Regions from separate parts of the Homo sapiens genome. Here region 1 is linked to region 2. A link is an interaction called in ENCODE POLR2A ChIA-PET data of the cell type or tissue named here. Cell type or tissue: Panc1. All regions are shown on one strand.

Region 1 (2,500 bases), 890 kb after region 2:
ACCCCTTGAGTTCCAGGTGCCTCACATCCTGTGAAGATGTTTGCTCCTTGCTGTCTTCATGTATTCATGCCAGCTGCCACGATGGCCTGGACATCTAGACTACGTTTGCTTTAACTCTGCAGCAAATCTTTTCCAGGTCTGCAGAGTCTATATGTCATGACTCTGCTCCCCCTGGAAGTCTGGGGACACCTGGAGGCTGCTATGCCATACTGGCACTACAAGAAATGAGGTGGAGGCCAGGCACGGTGCCTCACACCTGTAATCCCAGCACTTTGGGAGGCCGAGGTGGGTGGATCACCTGAGGTCAGGAGCTGGAGACCAGCCTGGCCAACATGGTGAAACCCTGTCTCTATCAAAAATACAAAAATGAGCTGGGCGTGGTGGTGGGCACCTGTATTCTAGCTACTCAGGAGGCTGAAGCAGGAGAATCACTTGAACCTGGGAGGCAGAGGTTGCAGTGAGCCAAGATCACGCCCTTGCACTCCAGCCTGGGCAACAAGAGCAAAACTCCATCTCAAAAAAAAAAAAAGAAAAGAAAGAAATGAGGTAGAGCTGAGGTTGTTCACCCACTTGTTTGCTACTCTTAGACGCACAGAAAAATCATTCTACTGCTCCCACGTTACCCAGGGTATTGGGAACCCTTCAAGGCTGACTCAGACCCGGGATGGAGCAGCTATTTCACCCCTACTTCTTTTGTGCCATCTTGTGGCACAGGAAGAGATTCGTGTATGTGCCCCTTTCCCAGGTTCCACCTGCAAAGCAGGCACAGTTCTCCTCCTCTCTCCAATTTTCCAAACCTGTATGAGTCTCTGAAGTGGAATTCAAATATACATTTGACTGAAAAGCTCGGGTACTTCCTCCTACACATTACCTTGTTGGAATGTGTGTGTGTGTGTGTGTGTGTGTGTGTGTGTGTGTGTGTGTGTCAGGATCTTGCTCTGTCTCCCAGGCTGGAATGCAGCGGTGCAATCACAGCTCACAGCAGCCTCGACCTCCCAGGCTCAAGTGATCCTCCCACCTCAGCCTCCTGCATAGCTAGGACTACAGGCGTGCACCACCACACTCAGCTACCTTGTTGGATTTAATTGGCACCTTAGAAAGATGTAAATCTTTTGATAGCAGTTGAGGTAAGGAGACTTTCAGGTATAAAAACAGATAATCCTACATAGTGGAGCCTCAAGAGCATTGTTAACAGGGTGCAAAAACAGAAACTGTCAAGCAGAAGTTTGTCAATGTGCCCCTGCCTGCTCTGTGTGCACACATTTCACCAAAGCTCTGGGGTCCGGATAGGAAAGCCCTGCTGGGACGAAGTGCACTTGGAAAGTCAAAAAGACACAGGGGTTTATATAAAAATGAATATCTGAATAATTCCAGGCAATGAACAAACCTTGAAAACATGCTAAGTGAAGGAAACCAAACACAAAAAGCCACATATCCATTTATATGATATGTCCACAGTAGGCAAATCCATTGAGACACAAAGCACACTGGTGGTTGCCAGGGACTAGGAGGAAGTAGAAATGGGGGTGACTAATGGGTCTGGCATTTATTTTTGGGGATGATGAAACTGTTCTGGAACTAGTAGTGATAGTTGTACATCATGAATGTCCTGGAAGTTACTGAGTTACACACTTTATACTTGTAAAAATGGTGAATTACTATGTGAATTTTACCTCCTTAAAAAAAATCCAGGCCAGGCACAGAGGCTCAACACCTGTAATCTCAACACTTTAGGAGGCCAAGGCAGGTGGATTGCTTGAGCCCAGGAGTTGGAAACCAGCCTGGGCAATATGGCAAAACCTCATCTCCACAAAAAAATACAAAAATTAGCCAGGCATGGTGGTGCATGCCTGTGGTCCCAGCTACTGGGGAGGCTGAGGTGGGAGGATCACCTAAGCCTGGGGAGGTCGAGGTTGCAGTGAGCTGTGATCTCACCACTATACTCTAGCCTGGGCAACAGAGTGAGACCCTGTCTGAAAAAAAAAAAATCAAGATATATTTGGGTTTGGTCAGAGGTCTCAGGGAGGGAGGGAGTCTACATTGAAGTAGGGTTTGGGGGTACGCTAGCTTTTGTCTTTGGATATGCAGTTCAGGACAGTTTGTCTTTGGATATGCAGTTCAGGACAGTTTGTCTTTGGATATGCAGTTTTAGGACAGTTTTTGTTATCTCCTAGCTTTTGTCTTTGGATATGCAGTTCAGGACAGTTTGTTTAACTCCATCATCTCATCACTCTAAAAATTTTTGGTGTATCTAGTTCAGACGCTCCAGCCCTTGATAAGTCTTAACTGGAACAGAAGAAAATTCTGAGATTTAGAATTTTGCTTATTTCCAAACAACTGTGAATGTCTAGAGTTGGAGGCAAAGACTTCTAGTCCCAATAGAAGGCACCAATCTACTGTCTGGAAAAATCCTTTAGCCCTGTGTCCCTCTCCTTCTAGCCCCACTGTGAAAGAACATATCATTCTCTAGTCATAATAGTGACCATCGTGGGTTAAAAAC
Region 2 (2,500 bases):
ACCTCTCGATTTCTTTCCCTGCCTCACACTTCTATTTTGTTTTCCTGGTGACTATTTTGACTCCCCCATGATTCTGATTCCTCCTTCCCTACCCACTTCCAGCCATCCTCCCTCGAGATATGCTAAGTATACACTCCACCAAGTTCAACAGCGGAGACCCTCCTACACTGTGTGGGTCTCCCATTCAGTTTCCTGTAGACCTTTGAATGGGAAATGGCACTCATAGTTTTTCCATTCTTGGTGGTTCTGCAAATGTTTATTATTAAATGTAGTTTGCAATGAATAGTCTGTAGGCCAGGGCAATGACATTTGCCATAACAGGATCAATTTTGTTATCATGGTTTGGCATTGTAAATGGGTTTCTTATTCAGCAGTGAAAGTAAACAAAGGCCAGGTGCAGTGGCTCACACCTGTAATCCCAGCATTTTGGGAGGCTGAAGCAGGAGAATCACTTCAGCTCAAGAGTTCAAGACCAGCCCAGGGATTGTGGCGAGACCTCTTCTCTAATAAAAATTTTTTACAAAATTAGCTGGGCATGGTGGTACATGCCTGTAGTCCCAGCTACTCAGGAGGCTGAGGGAGGAGGACCACTTGAGCCTGGGAGATGGAGATTGTAGTGAGCTGTGATTGCACCACTGCACTCCAGCCTAGGCAACAGAGTGAGACCCTGTCTCAAAAACAACAACAACAACAACAAAACACAAAACAGTAAACAAAGTCACCCTTGACAGAAATGTCTTAAAAAAAGATTCCCACCCACCCCTACAACATGACTGAATTTCAATAAGTGATTTAAAATCTAGCTTTCATTTAAGAAAACTCCTTTCCTAGAATCATAATTAATTAAAAAGATCTTTTAAATTTTGTTGTAGCAGTGGTCTGGGGCATTTCTGATGTACAGCTCTAGTTTGCTGTTTTTTAGTTTGTTTCTGATTATTCAAAAGCTGTTTTTTAGGCAAATGGCATCCACATATCAAAATGATAATCCTTTCCTTGCATACTATTTCTTGCATTTCCTCATCTGGAGCTTTCTTCCACCAATATTCAAGGGAGGCCTAGAGGGACAGGGTGCTTTGAAGGGGGCACTAAATAAGATGTTGGAATTTATGCCTGTTTTGTCTTTTTGTTGAAAGATGACCCTGTTGGATAGATTTATCTATGTATAAGGGCATGGAGAAAAAAATCTCAGCCCTGGCTTTCTCAGCCTGCTCAGATATGGACCTTGAACTGCAGCACAACCCAAGAGTGAAGTTAATCTCCACCAAGGCAGACAGCCAGCCTAGAGGCTCAGGTCCACCAGCCAGGGCTGGGCAGTGATCCAGGTATAAAGTTGTAGCTTCTAACTAGAGTGAACCCTAGGCACGTGTCATCTACCAAAACTCAGCTACCACATAGCTTCTATTTATTGAGTACCAACCATGGTTTGGAACTGTGCTAAATGTATCTCACACATTATCTTTTTAATTTAATACTTGCTACCTCCATGAGGTAAGGAGCCTCATAGATGAGGAAACCCAGGCTCAGAGTTATTAAAGTCACACAAAATCACACAGCTAGTGAGAAGCAGAGCTAGGATTTTACTCTGGATGTCAGATTTAATGCCTCTCGAACCCGTCCATTGGCCTGTTCCTGCAATTTCAGTTTTACCTAGGCATTTTGATTAGCATTCTAGTTCTCTATTTGGCTAGGAGCCGTGGCATCCTGCCTGGATTTTAATAAGCCCTATCTAGGTGGATGCAGAGCTCCCAGTCTTGAGGTTGACTGTGCATCTCTTACTCTGAACTATCAGGTAGGGACAGTCTTAGTTTGCTGTGTCATCACAAAGTAGCACAGACTGGGTGGTGTAAACAACAAAAACGTATTTACTCACAAATCTGGAGGTTGAAAGTTTAGGATCAAGTGTCAGCAGCTTTGATTTCTTCTGAGGCTTCTCTTCTTGGCTTGCAGATGGCTACCTTCTCACTGTACCCCCACATTACATTTTCTCTCTAGTTGCACATCCCTGGTGTCTCTCCTTCTGTTCTCAGCTCCTCTTCTTATAAGGACACCAGTCCAGATTGGATTAGGGCCCACCTTAATAGTTTCATTTTCATTTAATTACCTCTTAAAGGCTCTGTCTCCAGTTATAGTCATATACTGAGGTTCTGGGGGTTAGGGCTTCAACATGTGCATTTTTGGGGGAGTGGAGAGACAATTTAGCCCATAACAGAGATTGAAGGGCCTGCTGCCAATAAATTGATTACTTGGGTCTCTGGTAATATATCTGACTGCTTTTGACCATCACTCTTGGCCCTGCTAGATTGCACTATTGTCTTGAACTACCTATAGGAGGGGACCCCTTTGAATGTGAAGACAGCTGGAAATTTAAGTCTTGTTTTTATGCCCCATTGCCGCATATTCTGACTTCTACCCTGCTATATAGTCTGAATGTCTGAATCCCCTCAACTTTCATATGTGGGAAGCTAATACCCAATGTGATGGTATAAAGAGGTGGGGCCTT

What was found. ChIA-PET counts read pairs that join two places held together with the same protein. Peaks named below come from ENCODE experiments on the same cell type or tissue, not always from the same donor. Only the 100,000 strongest peaks of a DNase experiment are listed, where the experiment ranks them.
Region 1: POLR2A ChIA-PET joins it to region 2 with 7 read pairs; 2 of 35 experiments call an interaction of 5 or more read pairs at or near these places.

Annotation. Positions count from the first base shown.
Region 1 is chr5:168,650,873-168,653,372 of GRCh38, reverse strand. No RefSeq gene overlaps it. Among named protein-coding and RNA genes, the nearest start is that of SLIT3-AS2, 55 kb to the left of the region's middle. In Panc1, no CTCF peak of the experiment used is centred here; a DNase peak (open chromatin) is centred at 1,555.
Region 2 is chr5:169,537,913-169,540,412 of GRCh38, reverse strand. All of the region lies in intron 2 of LOC105377714 (a long non-coding RNA gene), which reads left to right. The region is part of intron 3 of LOC105377715 (a long non-coding RNA gene); the gene reads right to left. Among named protein-coding and RNA genes, the nearest start is that of SPDL1, 45 kb to the left of the region's middle. In Panc1, no CTCF peak of the experiment used is centred here; no DNase peak of the experiment used is centred here.